2 separate regions of the Homo sapiens genome follow, and region 2 is linked to region 1. Evidence: chromatin loops called from intact Hi-C (ENCODE). Cell type or tissue: K562. All regions are shown on one strand. Links, peaks and the distances in the headings refer to the core of each region. The heading gives the core; the rest is flanking DNA.

Region 1 (11,829 bases), core at 2,575-10,574:
GGTGGTGCAGGCACTGCGGGGGTCTCCAGGCTTCTGCTTCCGCGCACCAGCTCACCTCGGTTCTAACAGTGGGGGTCTGTATTAGTTATGGTAAAGCTGGCTGCCATAACGAAAACGTACCGTGATTCAAGGATAAAAGCAGCTTGTTTTTCAGATAAAGTCTAAAATGGGTATTCCTGATTTGTGGGTGGATCTCCGCTAAGAGGGGATTTGGGGTCCAGGTTCCTTCCCTCTTATGTTCTGTCAACTGCAACACATGTCTTCCAGAAAGTTAGAGGCTGGCCTGAAAGTGGCATGCATCACTTCTAACAGTAAGGAGGCTGGAGAGCTGTCAACCCAAGGAGAAGAGGAAATGGGTTTGGTGAGCAGCTAAGCAGTCTCTGTGTTGTACCTGTGCCATATGAGTTGTTAAATATTTTGGATACCACCCCTGGTCAGAGACATGGATTTGAGGCTTGACCCTGCCTTTTTTTTTTTTTTCCCAATCAATGGCTGCTGCCTAGGCTCTGCCTCTTTTTCCTCTTTTTTTTTTGAGATGGAGTCTCACTCTGTCGCCTATGGCCAGCTAATTTTTTTATTTTTAGTAGAGATGGGGTTTCACCATGTTCGCCAGGCTGGTCTCGAGCTCCTGACCTCATGATCTGCCTGCCTCAGCCTCCCAAAGTGCTGGGATTACAGGTGTGAGCCACCGCACCCTGCCGGCCCTGCCTCTTAACAGTTGAGAGAGGATAGCCATGGTGGCTCACGCTTGTAATCCCAGTACTTTGGGAGGCCAAAGCAGGAGGATTGCTTGAGGCCTGCAGTTCAAGACCAGCCTGGGCAACACAGCAAGACCTGCCTCTACAAAAAATTATTTAAAAAATTAAAAAATTAGCTAGGCATGGTGATGAGTGCCTGTAGTCCCAGCCACTTGGGAGGCTGAGGTGGGAGGATCACTTGAGCCCAGGAAGTCAAGGCCGCAGTGAGTTATGATCATTTCACTGCACTCCAGGCTAGGCAACAGAGTGAGACCCTGTCTCAAAAAAAAAAAGAAAAATAGTTGAGAGAGCTTGAACAAATTGTTTAACCTCTCTGAGCCTCAGTTTTTCCATATGAAAACAGAAATGCTAATAATTATAATAAATCATAACTTCAGGGTTACTTGGAATTATAAAAAAGATTATGTTTGTCAAGGGACCTTATAAACTATTAAGTCTCATGGAAATGCTCTTCTTCATTCACCCTGCCTGGAATGAACTTCCTTTTCCCTTCCTTTATCTAATTTCTATCCACCTTTCGAAGTCTGAGTACAATTCCCTGTTAAGAGGGCCAGAATGCTCTATTCTATTAAATAGCAACTGTGACCTCTTGGGGTCCTGACACCACTAAAAAGAAGAAAAAAACATTGGTTTGAAATAGCTTGGGAATTTTACTACCCTGGGGAAGCCTGAGAGCAATTCCCACAACTGTAGCCCTTCCCCCTAACTCAAAAATATTTGTTTCGCCTCCTGGTGAGCTTGTAGCAAGTTGTGACATTCCTCCCCAAAATACTAGGAATCAGGACCTTCCTTTTGGACCATTGGTATCCAAACCCAACAACCTAAAAGATTAAAAACTCAATTTAAGGGAAATTAGAGGCTTATAACATTGCTTCATACCGCACCAGCTATGATATCAGACTCCCAAAATGTAACTGGCAGAGCCCAGAACACCTGACTAACCCTCACAAAAATCCCCTTAACAATCGCCTCTTTTAGAAAATATTCTCAAGCGTTTCCAGTCCACTATATGTTCTATTTTTCCCAAAGGATTGCATTTCATAAATGCCACCTGATTCAGATGCCACTTAAACTCAAAATCCTTCTTTCGTTAGTTTTGCCTCTCACACTGATGTTCAGTCGCTTGAGACCAGGGACTGGGTCCTTTGACTCCACACTAGAGACATGGCAGACCATCACTAAAGACTGGTTAACCAAGGACTTCCTGTGGGGAGTGTCATTTCCTGGAATGGGATAGTCATGCTCCATTATCATGTTAAGCATCCAATATAACCATTACAATATTGGGATTCTTGAAATCTGGTGTTCTTGGGCATTCATCTCCCCAGGTTCGCATTGACCCAACCACATGGCACCACTCAGTGAATAGGAAATGGGTGAATCACAGAGGAGTTTCCATTCATTCATCTGACAAATAATTATTAGATTCCAAAACCGTTCTTAGCACCTGCAAGGAGTTTCAAGAGAAAAGGCATATATATATGATAAAGACCCACTTTCTAGTCTAGTACAGTGACACCAGGTTATAAGCAGACCAATAAAGTTGGATAAAGAAGCAGGCAAGAGATTTAGAAATAAGGTCCGAGGAGGCAACATTAGGGACAGGCATGTGGGAACATGACCCAAGGGAGGCCCAGAATCGAGAACAGGTTTCAACAGCTGTCTCCACTTATCAAACTGGCAAATGTTAAAGACTGACAACACCAGGTGTTGCTAGGGTGTGCAAAGCAGACTCCCACGTATTGCTGGAATGGTGTAAATTTGCACCAACCTATCTGTGGGGCAATCTCACAAAATGTACCAGCCTTTAAAATGTATATATGTATAACTCGGCAATTACAGTCCAGATATTTATCTTGTGGGAATAACTGGGCAAATGAAAACTGACATTGGTACCACTGTAGCCTATTCATTGTGTCACCGCTTGGAGAGGGTAAAATTGTAATCATTTGACCACGAAGTTGTCCCTGAACCAATCACAATGGCCAGAGGGATCGAGTCTTTTGCTCGGCCAGGCCTCAGTCACACATCTCTCCTCTGTTGTCAGGGGATAGAGGAGGACTGTGATTGACAGCTGAGCCATATGGATTAGGATTAGAGAAAAGACAATTCCCTAAAGGAAAAAAAAAGGAGGAACATTGTTACTAGAGGACTGAGAATGGGAAAGCCAAATAAAATCTGTAACTAGGGCCGGGCACGGTGGCTCACGCCTGTAAACCCAGCACTTTGGGAGGCTGAGGAGGGTGGAGAACTTGAGGTCAGGAATTTTGAGACCAGCCTGACCAACATGGTAAAACCCCGTCTCTACTAAAAATACAAAAATTAGCTGGGTGTGGTGGCATGTGCCTATAATCCCAGCTATTCAGGAGGCTGAGACAGGAGAATGGCTTAAACCTGGAAGGTGGAGGTTGCAGTGAGCCAAGATCGTGCCACTGTACTTTAGCCTGGGTGACAGAGCAAGACTCTGTCTCGAAAAAAAAAAAGAAAAAAAAAATCCTGTAACTACCCCAGTATACCATAGCAGGAGTCACTGGTGCAGGGGGAGAACTGCTTCAGGCAGACGGACTAGATTATTTTTTACAGAACCTTTACAGTCTGTGATGAAACCACCTCCAGAGAGGAGGAGGAGGAGCGGAGAAGGCCACCCCTGACGAAGGAGACCTAGACTTGTAAATCCAGCTCTATGAATAATTGAATAATTTTAAAGACATGGTTGAGGCTGTGAGGTAGTTGTAAGAAACATATAAGCAAACAAGACGAATGAGGATGCTATGGGCAGAGCCAGGAAAAGTCCCTGACCATGGATGGGCCCATGTGGTGCCCACACATGTCAGCGAGACATTGGCTAGCACTGTGGGTACAACTTGCTGCCAGGCGACCTGGGACAAATGACTTAACCACTTAAGACCTCAGTTTCCTTATCTCTGAGATTGAGAGAAGAAACCGATCTATGGGCTGACTGTGAGAATGTCATGAGCCTGTGCAGGTAGAAACACCTCTGTGCCAGTCATTGTGTACACAACTTCAGCAAGGAGAAGGGGAGGGCATAAATGGCCCTCCAATTTAAACAGAAGAGAAAAAAGTAAACAGAAGAGATGAAGGATGGTGGCTCCAGGAAGTCTGAAAACTAGGGGTTTATTCCAGGGCAACGGGAGCCCTCAAATTTAAGCTGGTGGCCATAATGAGGGTTACAATGGCACTTTCAATCAGAAACTATGTTGAAAAACTGGAACTTGCCCCCCTCCCACAAGTCCTTAACTGTGTATAAGTGGAACGACTGTTTACTTGTACATTTTTATTCTCCATGGCTCACTCTCACTGGCTATTGAAACACTTCAAAACAGGAACTTCTTAAACCCCCCAAGACCAGGTTAGGGCACCCTGCCACCACCACCCTGTTCCTCCATTTTGCCTTGTGCCAAGAGCACCACAGGCCTGCTCCTGTCTCAAGTGCCTTTCCCTGGGTCCGACGGGGGACAACGTGTACTGTGGTTGCCTTGAATTTCCTCACCTCAAATTCAGATCTAGTGATGCTTGCACCATCAAGGTGGCAAGCATGCATTGCTCTGTCTGGGAGGGAAGGGGAGATTGACACCATGAGAAGGTATGAGCGCGGAGAGAGCACGAGGTGGTCCCACTGCTCCTGACCCCCATGAGGTCCAGTCTGTGTGAAAAACAGCATTGACCCAGAAACACAAAGGCACCCCTGTGTGTGTGGTATTGGGCAAGCCTCTGGCCTCTCCAAGCCTGTTTCTTTATCCTTAAAATTGTGGCAATTCTATTCTCTGAGGGCAGCCATGAAAAATGGGGAAAATCTTGCAAGAGCCTCATAGCCTCCTAAGCAGCCATGCCCTGAGAGGTCTGTGTCTTTTTTTTTCCCCCCCGAGACAGAGTTTCACTCTTTCACCCAGGCTGGAGTGTAGTGGTGCCATCTCAGCTCACTGCAACCTCTGCCCCCCGGGTTCAAGCGATTCTCCTGTCTCAGCCTCCAGAGTAGCTGGGACTGCAGGTACCCACTACCACGCCTGGCTAATTTTTGTATTTTTAGTAGAGACAGGGTTTCACCATGTTGGCCAGGCTGGTCTCGAACTCCTGATCTCAGGTAATCCACTCGCCTCGGCCTCCCAAAGTGCTAGGATTACAGGCATGAGCCACCTTGCCCCACCGGTGTGTCATTTTCACTCTTCCCCATCCCACAGGATTTTACGGAGTGTCACAGCCGTGGTCTGTGCCCTGAGGTAAGAAGTAAATGGGTCAGATAATGAGGCATGAAAATGAAGCCAAAATGAAGCAGGTATTTCACAGAGGCTCGTCTTGGAGTTTTCCATCAGGAATCCAAAGTGTTACTGCTACTGCAGACATCTGGTGTTGCTTGGCTGTGGCCAGAGGGAGATGCGATGTGTCAGCCAGGAAATCTCAGAGGTGCCTGTGAACAGGAGGGAGGCCACTCAGAAGTGGTGTCCACGGGGCTGTGAAAGGGCAGGAAGAGAACGAGGAAGCAAGGAAGCAGGCAGAAGGTGCTTTCTTTCCCTTCCCTGGCTCCTCCTCACATGCCTGGGGGCCCAACCAGCTCCGGTATCAGAGCATAGCCACCCTCAAATGGCTTCATGTCACCCCCCACCCCCAACTGTGAGATCTCCCTAGACATGAGGCAGAGACTCTAGCAAAAGGATGGCAGTGCTCTATAGCAAACACAGCCATTCCAAATGGCATTCATGAGACAATTCCTTCATTCTCTGCTCTGTGCTTGGTGATTTGGAAAGAAGCAAAAGACATTGAAGCTGCAAGCTGCTCACAATAAATAGCTGTATTTGCACAGCCAGCCCTGTAGGCCTTCCCCAGATCTAAGCCACCTAGGACCATAGATGCCACTATGGCTCTTCTGTAAGCACATCACTGGTCACTGATGTCCGGCAGGATGACTGGAGTGACAGGAAGGTGGGGGTATCTGAGGGTGTGGTATGGACCCCAGTCAATGTGGAGAGGCACTCTGGAGGCTGGGTCAGGTTACTCAACCAGAGAGAAAACACCGGATCAGGATGGCAGATTCAGCAAGGGCAAGGCTGTGGCAGGAACCCAGGTGACAGTAGCAAAGGCTGTGCCATCAACATATGCTGTCAGGCCAGGGCAGACAGGGAAGCTCCCTGACCAAGTTCAGGCTGCAGGTGTGGTTAGGACGATAAAGAGAGGCAGCTCACTTAAGGAGGTTCCTGAGGATGAAGCCTCCTTGTTTCCCTCTCCTTTTCCTCCCCTTTTCCTCCCTCCCTGTCTCCTCCTTCCTGCCTTTCTTCCCTTGACTTAGCAACTTTACACAGGATTATTTCCAAACAGCAGGGGTTCTTGGGACTTTTACTACTCTAATGTGCATTGTGAGTCTAAAAACTACCTGACTGCTCTTGCTTGCCCATATTTCCTGGTTCTCACAAACACATTTCTTCCTAGGGAGCAGAGCAGCTCTACAGTCCAAGATTAGCTAGTCTGCGGTTAGAAAACGTCTCTCCAGCATCAGGTGAACTTTGGGTACACATCCCCTTGTGCAATGTAGGTAACTCCCTGGCCTTATCAGCTGCATGGTGGCCATCTCTTGGGTGGACTGTTTCCTCAGAAGGGCCACATGCTTCTTCCAACTCTCTTGAGTATTGTTCCAGAGCTCAGGGACACATGATTTTATCTTTCCTTCATGCAGGCCACAGACCTCACTTAGCCTATAGGCCCTCTCGAAACACTGCACCCCCACAGGTAAACAGGCAGGCAGAGAACTCATGAACACAGATTTCCCGGAGCTTTTGCCTCACCAGGGTGGGACCTTCCCTCTTCTCACTTCGGCCTGGGACACTCAGCCCATTTGAGTTCTCACGAGACGCTGGTGCCCAGGCACGAGATCTGAATGAAATCTTTCTAGGCAACAGGCACCTAACAACCAGTCTCCCTAATCCCACCAACCACCCTCCGTGTGATGCTGGCCAGAACCATTTTAAACACCAATGTGAGCCCTCCCTGCAGGTAAAAATCATGTCTAATCTCGCCATCACCTCCCCAGCCCCAGACACCCTTTGCTCTCCTCCACCTGTCCTGCTGCCCATGATGCACCCATACCCCACTCTCAGTTCCTGAGGACTCCATGCTTTTAAATAGCATGGCTCTCCTGGAAAATCATTACTCACTCTTCTAGAGCTGGAGCAAATGTCACTGCTCTGTGTACCTTCTCCTCCTCTAGGCAGTTTGCTACTCTGTTCTCTGAAGCCTGTTGCTCCAACTTGCGTAATAGGGTTACTGCCGTTAGGCTGTTGACACTTGTGTCTCTCCCATCTCTGCTAGAGCAGCTTGAAGGCAGGGGCGGGACACAGTGTCTGGCGGGTGCTTCCTACGGATCTATTGATGAAGACCGGACAGACATAAGAAGCTCTAGTTAGGGAAGAAGAATAGTGCACTGCGTACCTATTGCATGCCAGACACTGTTCTAAGTTCATTTAATAGTCACAACAACCCTGCGGGGCAGGTGCTATTGCCACCCTCAGTTTACAGCTAAGGAAACTGAAGAACAGAGTGGTTAAGTAACTTACACGAGGCCTCTCAGCTACTAAATAGTAAAGCCAGGATGGATTTGAACCTGGAGCCTCTGCTCTTAACCAGTATACCTATTGCCTTTCAAACTAACAGAAATGAGACCAAGAGTTAAATTTCAAGGTTAGAGGCATCAGCATCAAACAGACTGGATGCAAACGTTGGCTCTGACCTTGATCGTACTCAACCAAGCTGAGCCTCAGTTTTCTCAAATGTGAAATGGACATTATAATAATATTTGCCTCATCTTTCGTTTGGTCAATTTTAAAACTCTATGGATCTGTTGTAATCCATAACGTCAATGCCTGTGTGCTGTGACCTTGTGAATCTTTCAGATTTGAACTGCTGCTGTCAACCCTAATCTCAACCCTGTGAGAAATGACATTCACAGAGGATTGCCTGGAGTGTATTTAATATATCTCCTCCTTTAGATTTTTGACGGAACCAGACCATCAACGCCTGTGCTCTTGGAACTCTGACCTTCCCTGCAAGTATCACATTTGCTTTCATTGCCCTTGGGTGTTGGGCCCTCACTGTATGTTTCAGCTGATTGGGTTTATGGTGGACACATTGGGGTGGATGTGACTCAGTTTCCTTTACACAGGATTGCAGGGGCGAAAGAGCACCGGAATTGTCTTCATCCCTAGGAAAGTGCCATAATAAAAGGAAACTGTATTATTTTAATTGCTGGGAGTAGAATTTTTCTTAGGCAGTAAATGGCTTTTGTTTGGGAAAACATTTCCATAAGCTGTGAGTGGTGGGAGTAGGAAGCCAAAGCACTGGATGTTTCTACAAGTAACTCAAAAGAGATAGTCTGTTCTGCCTGAGACAAAGTGGGGAATTTGGCCTCTAAGAGGCTGGAGAGAAAATTCAGAGAAGCCAGGAGAGGAAGGGAAGGGATGCCTATAAGATAGTGTGTGGAGTAAAGGCCAGTGGCAGAGGGCCAAAGGCAGTGTCCTCCATCTCCCCAACCTTGACTTTTTGTGAACATCTTCACTATTTTGTGTGAGTAGAGTCTTTCATAGAAGTCAAAGAAAAGGCTAAGCTTCACACCTGCGAGCAATGTGGTGTGGAAAGAGGTAGCCTTTGTAAGATCAAGAGCTCAGAGAAACTTGGCCCCCAGGGGAACAGAAGAAAACTCAAGACATGTTCTGAACCTCCCCCGGGCCTGGAGACCCCAGCCAGCATCTGGCTTACATGACTGATTGTGTTTTCTTATTGGCTTTCGTCACTGGGAAACTCACTAGGTCACTGAGTATATCGGGGTCCCTTATAATAAATGTTCGGGAACTTATTGGCTTTCATTGTTGGGAAACTCAGGGTGTATCGGGGGTCCCTTTTAATCAATGTTCAGGAACTTATGCAGAGTTGCTTCCCACATCTTATCCTACTATTTGGCCTTCATTTCTCTTGCTTGTCCAGAATGAACCTTGTCTTCATCTGCCTGGCATCCCTTCCTGTGACACATATTGTCCCACTCCATATGGTCCCTACAGAGCTGCCAATCAGAGTGCTCAGCCCTACCTCTGTCACAGGGGTGGGTACCTGACTGCTGGCAAAAATGCCCCACCCACCTGGCCACAAGGATGGCCACAGAACTCAAGCTGGGTCAATCAGAGAATCGTCTAAGGTTGATATGAGGAGAGAATGTTCTCTCAGCTGCTTGCTAATTTGAATGAGTACGAATTTGAGGAGCTCTCTTCCCCATCATATGAACACAACTTTATTTAGCCTGGTGCCAAGTGGAGGCAAGCAGATCTGAGAGACAGAATAAAAGACAGAGCACTGACAGTATCATTTGGGCCCCAAAATCTAGCTATACCTTCAGCTGGAGCCATCCCTGGATCTACCTGTAAATTGAGCTAATAAATTCTCTCTTTTTTCACCATGCACTGGGATACAGGCTGGAGGCGGAAGTCAGATTAGCTTTGTTCCCATTTCAAGTCCAGAGGAAGCCCTCAATTTGGGCATAAGGCCAAAGGGGCTGTACTTATCCTTAAGTGTCAGAAACTACAAGGGCAAATTCAGTTCAAGAACCATGACCAGGAATAGATTTCTGAAGTTAGTTACTAGTTAACAAAAAATCGAACGGATCACCTCCCCAGTAGGATTGTGGGAAAATAAAATTTCCAGAGAACTCCAAGCTTGGCAAACGGTGATCTGTGATTGCTCAAATGCAAGGGCAAGTCCCAGGCCCTGCAGTTATGCTGAGAGGAGGCGGCCATTAAAGTAGCACCCCAATGAGGAGTCTTTCCCTAAGTCCTTCTCAGAAGTGGCCATGGAAAACCCTAGACAGGGGGTGTCCTTGAAATAGGAAGGCAGTTGGGGTCACTTGGGTTGGCTGACCTGGGAAGTGACTCCCCTGCCTGGGGCTGTCCCAATTCCTTCCCTGTAGACCATGCAGTATACAAATGGGACATTTTATTGCAGTGTTTCTTTTCCCTCTATCATTGGGGCCTCCCTATGTTGGACATGATGGTGACGGCGGTTAAACTTTTTTTAAAGCTATAGTCTACCAAATCCACAGAAGGTTGTTTCAAAACCTAATGAAGAAGGAGAATACATCACCCAGAAGCTCTGGGCCTGGGACTGGATCTGGCAACTAGATGCTGATTGGTTTTTAAGTTTTTATTTATATAGTCATTGTATTATGCCAGGTGGGGGCATTCAGAGAATTGCATTTATGGAGGAAGGGTGATTTTCTTGCTCTAGCTTTCCTCCCAGAAGAGACGTCTTCTCTGACCCCATGTAGTTCTGGAGTTTCTAGGAGTCAAAATACCCCCACCCCTATTCCATCTCCACAGAAGTGGGACCTAGCCCATACTAACCAGACAGAGGCCCGCCATCTCTCTATCCATTGTGATTGGTTCAGTTGTGGGCATGTCACCTAAACACAGCCAATCAGGGTTGACAAATGAGCACTAAGGTCGCCTTTACCCAAAAAATGCTAAAGAAGTCAATGCAGCTTCAAATTCAACATTCGGTTCTCTTTTCTTAAAGGTTCTTCCTTCATCCCAACATTGAGATGTTCCACTGTTTTACCTCATGAAAGTTTAGAGCCTCAGACCATCAGTTTTCTTTTAACCTATGACATGAGTTATTTAGACAATATGTTTTAATTTTCAAACCTATAGATTTTTTGTTGTTTCTGATTAACTTTATTGTTTTTATTAGAGAAAGTGATTTATATAAATGCCAATTCTTTGAACTTTATTTAGACTTGCTTTATGTACTAGCATGTGTCAGTTGTTGTAAAACATATGTTGGGTGCTTGAAAATAATGTTTTCCTAAATTAATTGGTGCAAAGTTCTATGTAAGTCAATAATTATTAGTGATGTTCAAATCATTAATATTTTTATGAATTTTTTTTCTATCTACTTGGTCTGTAAATCTCCCATTATAATGATGGATAAGTCGATTTCTTCTTGTTATTCTAATTTTTACCATCTTTTAAAGGCATGTCAGTAGGTATTTGCAAGTCTGGAATTGTTAAATCTTCATGTGAAATAAATTTTGTAGCAATATGTGTAACTCTCTTTATCATTAGTATAATTTTTAGCCATAAAGCCTATTTCATCTGTTATCAGTCTGGCTGCATCAGCTTTCTTTCAATAAAATTTGATTAGCTTATCATTTTTTCATGCTTTTATTTTCAACTTTTCAATGTTCTTATGCTTTATCTTTGTATCATATAGGCAACATGTAGTTGGGTTTTTTTTTTAATCCAATCTGGTAATCTCTGTCTTTTAACTGGAGATTTTGGTCCACTTACATTTATTACAGATGTCCAAAGTTAATGTCTTAATTTGGATTGCCTCAGAAGCAGACCCTGAGGTAAGAATTTGAATGAAAAGTTTTATTTGGGAGGTAGCTTGAGAGAACACTGATAAGGGAGTAGGGAGATGAGACAGGGAAGGGAAGGAAGCCAGTAAAGTATGTCTCATTTGGTTACCAATGTGGACAACTAGGGCTAAAACTCAATAGGTAACTCTACAAGGCAGTGCAGAACAAACCAAGGAATGAGGGTGAGGGAGCTGGAGTGTTTATCCATTAATTTCCAGCATTATTAGTTGAGGGCTGCTTCTGGGGACATTAATTCCTCAGCACTTCCAGCTTGTCCTGCACACACGCAGGGGAGACACAGTGGTCAGAAGGAGCCCTCATGCAAAGAGCCCCAAATACCGCCAGTTAGAAGTTTGGAGAAAGGCCAGAAAATGCTAAAATCCAAGGCTGTATGGGCAGGGCACTGATAGCATCTGCTATCAGTTAATATCTTTACCCTCCTTCTGCAAAACACAAAAACCTTAACTCAAACCACTGTCATCCAATTTATACAGTATTGTCTAGAATTGTAGTTCTTTTTAAGCACACAAATCATTATTTTATATAGTCAGTATTTGCTTAGATTTCACCAGACGTCTACATTTTTTTTCTTGCTCACTTTTCCTTTATACGCCTTAGATTGCTCTTCTGGAATCATTTTTATTATTCCTGAAATAAATCCTT
Region 2 (11,829 bases), core at 2,290-10,289, 51 kb before region 1:
AATTTTTGTATATTGAGTAGAGACAGGGATTTCACCATGTTGGCCAGTATGGTCTGGATCTCCTGACCTGGTGATCTGCCCACCTCGGCCTCCCAAAGTGATGGGATTACAGGCATGAGCCACCACGCCCAGCCCAAATGCATTCTTAACTAGCACAGTGATTTCCCAGTAAGGAATCCATAGAAACATGTCCAATGAACAAGTTTTCCCTTCTAGGGTTTCCCATCAGAGCTGATTACGCTCAAAGCCTTGAAGACATCATTGACCCTTCCTTCACTCACCTCCACCCTCCTAATCTACCAACTACTTCCCCAAGATATTTTGAACTGGTCCATTTCTCCCTATTTTTTGCCACCAGTGGAGTTCCAGCCCCTCTTTTATATCTTGCCTCTGCTATTGCAGTCCCCTCCCAACTGATCTTGCTGCTTCCATGTTCTCCCTCCTCGAAGCAGGCAGAGTAATCTTTGAAGAGTGCAAATATGATTCTTGCTCTCCATCCGTAAACTATTTCATGGATTCTCCTTGGACACAGGGGAAGAGTTTAAAAAATAGCAATTTCTATTTCTTCTTTTCAAAAGTTATTATTACTATTTTAAGTTGGGTGCAGTGGCTCATGCTTGTAATCCCAGTACTTTGGGTGGCCAAGGCTGGAGGATTGCTTGAGCCCGAAAGTTCAAGACCAGTCTAAGCAACATAGGGAGACCTTGTCTCTTAAAAAAAAAAAAAAAAAGAAAAATTAGCCAGGTGTGGTGGTGCACACCTGTAGTCCCAGCTACCTGGGAGGCTGAGGCAGGAAGATCAATTGAGCCTGGGAGGTGGAAGCTGCAGTGAGTCATGATTGTGCCACTGCACTCCAGCCTGGGCAACAGAATGAGACCCTGTCTCAAAAAAAAAAAAATAGTATTATTTTAGACTTCAGATCATGAGCATCAAAAAATTATTTTATTTTTACATCAACAAAAATATTGTACGCATTTACTATGTACAGCATGATATTTTGAAGTATATATACATTGTGGAATTACTAAATCTGACTAATAAACTAATGCATTACCTCACATAGTCATCATTTTTGTTTTGTAAGGAACACAACATCTTATTAACTATATTTACTATTATTGCTATTATATTTACTAATATACTATTAACTATATTTACTATTATAGCTACTATTAACATAGTCCCTATGTTTAAAATAGATCTCTCGAACTTTTTCCTCCTGTCTAACTGAAATTTTGCGTCTTTTGGCTAGTATCTTCCCAACCACTCTGCTCCCAACCACCACAGCCCCTGCTAACCACCATTTTACTCTCTGCTTCCCTAAGATCAACTTTTTTAGAGTCCACATCTAAAAAGGGGGTGAGATTATGCAGTATTTGTTTTTCTGTGCCTGGCTTGTTTCACTTAACATAATAGCCTCCAAATTCATTCACGTTGTCACAAGTGACAGGATTTTGTTTTCTGTTTTGTTTTGAGACAGGGTCTCACTCTGTCACCCAGGCTGAATGCAGTGGCACCATCACAGCTCACTGCAGCCTTGACCTCCTGGGCTCACGCGAGGCTTCCGCCTCAGCCTCTCAAGTAGCAGGGACTACAGGCACATCCCACCACGCCTGGCTAATTTTTGACTTTTTGTAAAGACAAGGTCTCACTATGTTGTCTAGGCTGCTCTCAAACTCCTGAACACAAGTGATCCTCCTGCCTTGACCTCCGAAAGTGCTGGGATTACAGGCATAAGCCACCATGCCTGGGTGATTTTAATACTTTTTTTATAGTCGAATGGTATTCCATTGCATATATATATACCACATTCTTTTTATCCATTTATCTATTGATGGACATTTAGGTTGATCCCATATCTTGGCTGTTGTGAATAGTGCTGCAATAAACATGAGAGTGCAGATGTTTCTTTGTCATACTGATTTCATTTCCTTTGGATATATACCCAGAAATGGGATTGCTGGATCATATGGTAGTTCTATTTGTAGTTTTTTGAGGAATCTCCATCTTATTTTCCATAATGGCTGTATTAATTTACATTCCACCAACAGTGTGCAAGTGTTCCCCTTTTCTCCACATCCTTGTCAACACTTCTTATCTTTTGTTTTTTTTTATAACAGTCATTCTAACAGGTATGAAGTGATATCTCATTGTGGTTTCAATTTGCATTTCTCTGCTGATTAGTGATGTTGAGCATTTTTTCATATATCTGTTAGTTGTAGGTCTTCTTTTGAAAAACATCTATTCAGGTCCTTTGCCCATTTTTTAATTGGGTTATTTGTTTTCTTGCTATTGAATTGTTTGAGCTCCTTATGTATTTTGAATATTAACCCTTTATTGGATATATAGTTTGCAAATATTTCTCCCATTCTGTAGGCTGTCTTGTACTGTTAATTGTTTTCTTTACTATGAGAAGCTTTTTAGTTTGATATGATCTCACTGTCAACTTTTGCTTTTATTGCCTGTTCTTTGGGCGTCATATCCAAAAAGTCATTGCCCAGACCAATGTCATAGAACTTTTCTTATATGTTTTCTTTTAGTAGTTTCATAGTTATGGGTCTTACATTTAAGTTTTCAATTCATTTTGAGTAGATTATTGTATATGGTGGGAGATAAGGGTCTAATTTCATTCTTTTGCATATGAATATTCAGTTTTCCCAACATCATTTATTGAAGAAATTGTTCTTTCCCCATTGTGTGTTCTTGGCTCTTTTGTTGCAAATCAATTGGCTATAAATGCATAGATTTATTTGTGGGTTCTCTGTTCTGTTTCATTGGCTTATGAGTCTGTTTTTATGCCAGTACCATGCAGTTTTGATTACTATCACTTTGTAGTATATTTTGGAATCAGGTAGTGTGATGCCTCCAGCTTTGTCCTTTTTGCTCAAGATTGCTTTGGGCATTCGAGGTCTTCTGTGGTTTCATACACATTTTAGAATTGTTTTTTTCTATTTCTGTGAAGAATGTCATTGATATTTTGATAAGGATTGCATTGAATCTGTAGATCGCTTTAGGTAGTATGGACATTTTAACAATATTAATTCTTCCAATCCATGAACATTGGATATCTTTCCATTTATTTGTATCTTCCTCAATTTCTTTCATCAACATTTTATAGTCTTTAGTATAGAGATCTTTCACCTCTTTGGTTAAATTTATTCCTAAGTATGTAGAAGACCTTAAACCTATAGCATGGTGTATAAGTTTCCTGTTGCTGCATATCAAATTACCACAAATGTAGTAACTTAAAAGAACACACATGTATAATTCCAGTTTCTTAAGTCAAGAGTTTGGGCACAGCTAAACTGGGTCTTCTGGCCAGGACCCCACAAGGCTGTAGTCAAGGTGCGGATGGGGACCATGATCTCATCTGAGACTTGCTCATTTTCAGCAGGTCCCTTGCAGCTATAGGTCTGACACTCAGCCTCTAAAGACTGCTTGATGTTCCCTAACACATGGTCCTCTCCACAACATGGCAATTTGCTCCCTCAAGGTCAAGGAGAGAACATCTCTGCTGGTTCTTCTGACTCTGACATCTAGACCCTTTTTAAAAAAATTATGGCATAATGCACGTAACAGAAAATTGACCATCTTAATCATTTTTAAGTGTACAGTTCAGTGGCATTAAGTACTTTCACATTGTTGTCTCTGTAATTTTAACTACTTTAGGTACCTCATATAACTGGAGTCATACAGTATTCGTCTATTTGTAACTGGCTTGTAGGCCTTCCATTAAATGGCTCACATCAACTGACCTAATGGTCATCCACCCAAGAAGATAATGTTCCAGGCTGGGCACAGTGGCTCACGCCTGTAATCCCAGCACTTTGGGAGGCTGAGGTGGGTGGATCATCTGAGGTCAAGAGTTCAAGACCAGGCTGGCCAACATGGAAGCCCCATGTCCACTAAAAATACAAAAATTAGCCGGGCATGGTCGCACATGCCTGTAATCCCAGCTACTCGGGAGGCTGAGACAGGAGAATCACTTGAACCCGAGAGGCGAAGGTTGCAGCAAGCTGAGACTGCACCATTGCACTCCAGCCTGGGCAATAAGAGCGAAACTCCATCTCAAAAAAAAAAAAAAAAGATAATATTCCTTTTTATCAATTAAAGTCAACTGATTAGGAACCTTAATCACATCTGCAAAATCTCTCTACTTTTGCCGTAAAATGTAACCTATTTACAGGAGTGACATCCCATTATATTCACAGGTCCAACCTGCACTCAAGGGGAAGGGATAATACAGGGTGTGTACACAGGGGGAAGGAATCTTGGAGCTCATCTTAGAATCCAGCCTACCACAGTGGCCTCTAAGGCCTTGCATGGTCTGGCCTCTATGTCTCTCTCCCTCTGACTTGGTCCAAGCCATTGTCCTCATTGTCTGCCCTCCTTTGGCCACACTAACCTTCCTGTGCCTGAAGTATCAACCTCTGAAATAAGTTGTTCCCATTTCTGGAACACTTCCCCCTAACTCTTCACCTGGTTAATTCCTACTCACTCATTCTTTAAGTCTCAACATAGAAGGTCCTCTAAAGTTCTCAAAACTAAATGAAGACCCTACTATATCCTTTCATGACATCCTGTACTTTTTTTTCTTTTTTTTTAGACAGAGTCTCCCTCTGTCACCCATGCTGGAGTGCAGTGGTACGATCTCGGCTCACTGCAACTTCTGCCTCCCGGGTTCAAGCAATTCTCCTGCCTCAGCCTCCCACATCCTGTACTTTTAATTCAAACACATATCACAGTCTGTAATTCAATATTTATCTGTGGGATTATTTCTTTCATGTGACTCTCCCCACTAGACAGAAATCTCTATTACAGTAGAACCCATGTCTGTTTTGTTTGCCATTGTATCTCCAGCCCCTTGTATAGCACCTGGCACTTGGGAAGCTCTCATTAAACATTGATGGACTGACTGACAGGCTGAATGAATGGAAAAAAATATACCAAGACAGTCATAACCACAAATTGCTTCCCCATTAATCTTTAGAAGCAGGAAGCTGAACAATGTTCTTGGTGGTAGAATTCACCACTCCTTATATTAGTGAAGATACAAGTAAGGTGACAGACACCTCGAAATACAGTGACTACAAAGGCTCAAATAAGATAGAAGTCTATGCCTTGCCTATGAAATTGGTCAGAAGTCGACTGGCAGTACAAGGTGGGAAGGCCATTTGGTTTAATGAGGTTGTCCACATCATCAAAACTGCTCACTCACCAGCACCATGTCCACAATGCAGTCCACAGAACAGAAGAAAAGTGGAGGACAAGCCATTTACTGATAATAGTGTGATCTGTAAGTTGCACACATCACTGCTGCTCACATCCCATTGGCTCAGACTTAGCCACATGATCACACCTTGCTGCAAGCGAGGCTGGGAAATGAAGTCTTTACTTGGGCAGCCATAAGCCCAGCTTAATCTCAAGACTAAATCTATTAATACAAAGAAGGAAGGGAGAATCGGTGGTAGTTCCTGCCACCCTCATGCCTGTGTAACTCTTCTTTTCAAATACACTTTCTTGTCTATTATCTCAATCCCACAGGTTGAACGTGGGCTGGTCTTTGGAAACACATATTCACGTAATAGCTTTGACTCATTTTGCAAGCTTAAATCAAAGTATCTGTTGCTTTTTCCCTATTAGTTGCCTGAGCACCCATTTGCGTATATTAGCAGGGAGGTCTGGCATCTCTTTTTTGAGATGGAGTCTCGCTCTGTGCCCAGGCTGGAGGGCAGTGGCACGATCTTGGCTCATTGCAACCTCCGCCTCCCAGGTTCAAGCAATTGGCCTGCCTCAGCCTCCCTAGTAGCTGGGATTTTGGTGTGCACCACCATGCCTGGCTAATTTTTCTATTTTTAGTAGAGACGGGGTTTCACCATATTGGCAGGCTGGTCTCAGATTCCTGACCTCAAGTGATCTGCCCACCTTGGCCTCCCAAAGTGCTGGAATTACAGGCGTGAGACACAGCACCAGGCCTGGCATCTTTTTTTTGAGGCTTTCCTCTCACTTTTCCCCACCCCATTGCCAACACCATTGCCCAAGGACCCCTAGAGGCTGACCATCCAAAGAGCCCAGTCTGCCCCAGCCACCAGGCCTAGAGAAGAGGCTGGGATTTGGGATTGTTCTTGTTGCTTCTGTTGCCACCATGCTGTGTCTTGGTTAAAAACTAGTCCTGCCCCATATGTTGCAGCTTTGTCCCTTCTACAGTGATGACCTCATTGGCCTGATTCCCCAGGAGCCTCCTGAGCAGGAACTCCAAGTTCACCCTTCTATGCTCAGCCTCAGCAGAAGTTGTGTGTGTCTGAGTGTCCAGGGCATTATTATACTTGTTCTTGTACTTGGCCAGGAGCAGCCTTTCCCCACAATCCTCTAGGCCTTGTTGCCCTCCTTTTCTTTCACGATAATGATGTCCTGAGTAGGGTCTCTTCCAATCCACAAGGGAGGTCCTAATGACAGTGATATTCAGAGGGGAAGCAGTTGGGGGTCTTAATTCTGCCTCCCCAGGAACTTCCTTGTCCCCCAGGCAGCCATCTCTGCATACAGAGGGTGCTGGGTGAAACAGATCTTGCTTGGCTGCCAAGGCTCCTACTATACATTGGCCCTGTGGCAATAGGGGCCCCTTTTTTTGTTTTTGCACAATTCAGAGTGGCCAGTAAGGTTCAGGGGGAGAAGACAACCAAGATCTAATCCAAGGTGACTCTCAATATCCACAGAGATGGAAAAGTTATTGGCAGCTTTTCTCTCTAAATGTACTTACCCCTCATCGAGCCCCCAGTCACATATGGGAAGGAGGCAGAGGCTCAAAGGTATGAACTGGCCAAGGTCACAGAGCCAGCCACCAGACAGACCGTGGTGTCATGCCTCCTGGCTCTGACCACCCTGATTCTGATGTGTCTATGCTTGGGCCCCACGTCTCACCCAGAAGGCTGACTTGTGTCACTTCAAGCACTTTCTTCTGATTAACACCTCTTTGTTTCCAAAGTCATTGCCATTATTTACTTTGAAAGGTTCTTCTCTCTTTAGCCTGCCCTTTGGAGGGACTGATAATGCTGCCCAGGCGTGGCTTCATTTATTGTCTGTGAGTGTTCATCCAAGAATTACCTGGTACCTTGATTCATTCATCATGGGGTGTCCTTCCACTCACATTTCATTGGCCAAAGCAGATTACATGATAGCATCTAACTTCAAAGAAGGCAAGAAAATACAACCTTACTATGGGGATGAGAGGAGGAAAAACTGATTATCTATGCACCACTGTAATGACTATCACAGCTTTTATGAGAGGATTCCTATGTGCTTTGTGGAAACCAATGCATTTCACCTAAAATTCTTCAAATCTATATCTATAGTAAATCTCTAACAGATCAGCTTGTTGACTCTGCGAGAAAAGAAAATGAGATTAATTTGACATGATATATTCTTAGAAAATATATTGGCTTCCAATGATTTGTATTTTTTCTTTTAACTTAAAAATATTCCAATTTAAATTCTTCTTATTTCTAATTTATATTCTATGTAGTCACAACCTAATGTTTAATGAACCATTCTAGAATTTTCCCAGGGAGAGACAGAAATCTACAAGTTTATGGTTTCTTAACGCATGTGTAATTAATTGCTGCAAAAAATTAATTGCATTATATTCACTGTTAAAATGTTGTAAAGGCCTTTGTTATGGAGGACTCTGTTGCTATGGTCAAAGCAATTGCAACTCAAGATTGAATGAGCAAAAGTATTATGAATCCTCAAAGCTCTGTGTGTGTATGTGTGTGTGTGTGTGTGTGTGTGTAGCCAAAGATAGTTGAAACCAACTGATGCTTAACCTCAAAAGCAGCAAAGACTTGGACTTTCTATATGGGCAAAAGGAGGCCTGGGGTCCCACAGCATTCACAAGGCCAGGTCAGGACTCCCCATCTGAAGATAGGCAGATTGTGCTGTGAAGGCACCTCCTGGGTGAAGTTCTTCCTGATACTTGCTTAAGGTCCCCTGTCTTACCCTTTGATCCAAGCACTCAGATGACACAACCTGGGGCCCCAGATTTTTCTGTCAAGAGAGAGTGACCGGCACCATCACATGATGAAGCCAGAGGACAAAACCAGGTAATGGAGAGGCCTGAAGAGAAGGTGACACTGCCTGGAGCCACAGGGTCTCCCCTTAGCTCCTTTGGGATGAAGTTGGCTATGCATCTGTGCAGTGAGGTGCACAGAGGGTCCTCTGTGTGTCCCTGAATGATATCCAAACAGGACAGTGCAGAGGCTGCAACTGGTGTATGAATATGGTTCTCTTTCCATCAGCTCTTCCTCCTTAATCTCTGAGCACTCCCACTTCAGAATGGCAGGGGTTAACCGTGAGGAGTCACCTCCATCTGAGTGGGCAGGGAAGGCCTTAGCTGGGATGTGGGATTTGGACGGCATGTTGAAGAACAGATGGAGAGAGTGGGAGCAGGGGTTGGAAGGTCAGTGAGGAAGATCTGATTTGTCAGGTGTGGGAAGTTCCTGAAATAGGAGGTAGACCAGAAAGTTGAGGACTGCTGCAGAAGCCTTGAATGTCAGGCTGAAGTGTTCAGACACTTCAGCAGGAAGCCATAAAATGCTTTGATCTGGGTCTTGACATGTATAGACCTGGGTCAAACCAAGACAAACTTGACAGAGGGCTGTGGAACAGACAGGGAAAAAGAGACCAGAGACAGGGTCACAGGCTATTGTAGTAGTCAAAGCCAAAAGCAAGATATCCATGAGCCAAACTGCCAAAGGAAAGGAAAAGACAGGGATTCCGGTGACTAATCCTATGAATTTGAGAGTGAAAAATACCTAGAAGTTGACAATTTAAAAATATTTTCTGTCCACACCCTGTATGATGCTGAAATTTTAGGCATCTGTGTGCCCAGAAAAAGAGAGAGCCCTGACCAAATTGATAGCGTATTTCTGCCTCTTCCCAGTGGTCACATTCTCCCGGGAAAATGAAGTTTTTTACAAAAGAAGTAACTCCACCCAGTGCACGTGCATTCTTTTTCACTCTAGCAGAATAACGGGTATCTGCTCAGTTCTATCTTATTGCTAATGTTTATCTCAAACCTAGAGCTCTTCATCCACTTCCTATGGGAGCCGGAGTGGGAGGTGGGGCAAAGAGACAAAGCTGACTTCCCCTTGATCTTATTGCATCAGTCAGAGTCCCAGCAGGAGAGAGATGGCAATTCAAAGTTACAGCTCAGTCACTGGAGAGAATACAGTGAGCAGACATGGGCAAGATGGAAAAAAATGAACAAGGATGGTGCAGCACCTCTGGGATAGTAACAGTGGGGAGCCATCACCACCCTAAGCGTGAAGGACCAAGGCGGGAACGTGGCATCAAGAATGCAGAGAGATAGCACTTTGGGAGGCCGAGGTGGGTGGGTTGAAGTCAGGAGTTTAAGACCAGCCTGGTCAACATGGCGAAATCCCATCTCTACTAAAAATACAAAAATTAGCTGGATGTGGTGGCACACGCCTGTAATCCCAGCTACTCGGGAGGCAGAGGCAGGATAATCACTTGAACCTGGGAGGCGGAGGTTGCACTGAACTGAGATAGTGCCATTGCATTCCAGCCTGGGCAACAGAGTGAGACTTCGTCTCAAAAAAAAAAAACAAAAAACAAAAAACAAACAAGCAAAAAAACCAATAACAACAAAAGAACGCAGACAGAGCTATAGCCAAAGGAGGGGCTTGCTGGAAAGTGTGCCATGGCCTTCAGTAGAGGAACCAGACACTTCACCACCAAGCCACCCCCCATGGCAAAGAGGGAGAACAGTAAGTGCCAGGATGGCTCTTTCCTCCTGCCCTCCTATTCCCTGCTGCTGGCCACGATGGGCTGAACTCAACCAGAACCCAGAAGGTGCGGGAGCTCAGTTGACGTGGTTCCTACAGGCCAGTCCCAGGATCAGGGCAAGGTGGAGAAGAAAGGAGAGCGAGTGGGTCTGGAGGGACAAACGAAATCTTCAGCATGCTAATATTGATGTGCAAAACCAAGCAGCACAACAGAAACCTGCTGTCTTTCACTGAGCTCTAACCATGGACCCAGCGTGAGGAAATGATGTCAGGCCAAGGCTGGGGCTCTGAGTAAATGGTTTGTACAGACAGGAGCCTACCACTGAGGCCCTGAGGGAAGCAAATACCCGAGAACAGGCAGAGACAGAGGGAGAGAAACTGCAAATCCCTTTCCTAATTCCTGATTCCAATTCTCTGAGAGGTTTTGCAGCCTGTTTCCATGAGAGTACCCTGATTTCAGAAAAAAAAAAAAATTTCCGTTTTACACAAGGCAGAAATAGAAACTTCCTCAAGTTTCTAGTATACCCAAAGTTTCAAGTTTCAAGTATACCCAACATTCTTTGGTTATAAGAAATAGAAACTTCCTCAAGTTTCATAGAAACTTATAACCAAAGAATTTTGGGTGTACTTCATCTAAAACAAGAACCTCAAACATGCTTAATTTCATCTAACCCATAACCCTGTCTCCTTCCCCATGTTAAAGAAGAGGGGATTCAGGATCTGAGTAAGATAAGGTGAACCTTATCCTGGGAGGCGGGACTCACACTCGGGTCTACCCGACTGCAGCACTGTGGAATTTTCTAGGACTCCACAGGCAGGCAAAGCTGGCCAAAAGCAACTTCCAAAGCCAGGAGGGAACTCCACCCCCAACCAAAACCACTCAGTGAGGAAACTGGTGTCTCCATCTGTTTTTGAGCGAAAACACCCTGGAGTTCTGAGGAGCTCGCAGGCGCGGCCACCCAGCACCTAAGTGTGGGACAGGGAGCAAGAAAGGGACTGACCTTGGACCTGTGAAACCGCAACCCAGTTTCCCCAAGGGCTCCTAGGAAAGCAGTGTATTTGAAAGTGCTGTCATTCCTTTGCTAAATGCCAAGGATGGAGTGGGCTGTGCATGGGTGCGCCTCTTCCCCACACAGCCACTGCTCCCAGCCCCAGTGAGAGCCTGAGCTCTTGGAGTGAGGAGGGACCCCTGGCCCCCCTTGGTGGGCTCTCCGGCCTCCCTCTCTCGTCCCCACCCCCAGGCCCACACCCTGTCGGCCTCCCACCTCAGAGTGGAAGGTGAGGTGAGGTAATGTCTCCGCTAACCCGCAGTGGCAAGGAGATGAAAAGAATCTCAGAAATGCTATGTTTAATTTAAAGCAGACCCAGCCTGCCTTAGCCAGGCTGTAATTTCACTCAGAATAACCAGATTGTTTTTCTTGGACATTCCAGGCCACCCCCTGTTAAAGCCCAAATGGAATGTTAGGGGGCCCCTTACTGGGGGCCACATGGCTGTCCGAAACTCATTCTCCCTTGGGCCAAGGACTCCTGCTTTGGGGAAGGTCAGGACCTCTCTGAGCGTCACTTAAGGGCCTCCCCTTGGCTCCCTGGCACTCCTCCCCACCCGGCACCCCACCCCTAACTTGGTGCCCAGAGTTCTAAGGGTAAAAGGTCGTCATAGATGAGAACAGCAACACCATCTGTTCACTCTGTGTTCTCTGTGCCCAGTGTTGTGTGAAACTTTCTATCCAATATCTTGCAAAATCCTTACAGCAACCCTATAAGGTGGGTAGAATTTTTTGTGATTCTCCTTCTACAGAGGGTGATAGGGAGGCTGCATAACCTGTCCCAGGTGGCCCAGTTGGGATTTGAGCTCGCTTAGCTCTGGGTGCAAAGCCCAGGCTCTCTGGGCTGCCCATCCCAACGGCCCCTCCCTCCTGGGGCTGAGGAGTTCGGGGGACATTTGTTTCAAGGGAGCTGCCCTTGTTGGCCATCTGGGTATCTGTGGAGGGAGTCGTTATGGGGACACCTGGGTGACAGACAGCTGAAG

Evidence for each region. Hi-C counts contacts between places; a loop is a spot of excess contacts. Peaks named below come from ENCODE experiments on the same cell type or tissue, not always from the same donor. Only the 100,000 strongest peaks of a DNase experiment are listed, where the experiment ranks them.
Region 2: a loop joins it to region 1, with 2.5 times the contacts of the local background. A loop is called at or near these places in 3 of 110 quality-filtered maps.

What each region holds. Positions count from the first base shown.
Region 1 is chr2:85,947,039-85,958,867 of GRCh38, reverse strand. No RefSeq gene overlaps it. Among named protein-coding and RNA genes, the nearest start is that of ST3GAL5-AS1, 64 kb to the right of the region's middle. In K562, for the core only: no CTCF peak of the experiment used is centred there; a DNase peak (open chromatin) is centred at 6,407.
Region 2 is chr2:85,997,706-86,009,534 of GRCh38, reverse strand. It overlaps LOC105374843 (a long non-coding RNA gene), which reads left to right and starts at 11,457. Exons shown (of 3, transcript XR_940318.3): 1 at 11,457-11,564. In K562, for the core only: no CTCF peak of the experiment used is centred there; DNase peaks (open chromatin) are centred at 5,344 and 9,114.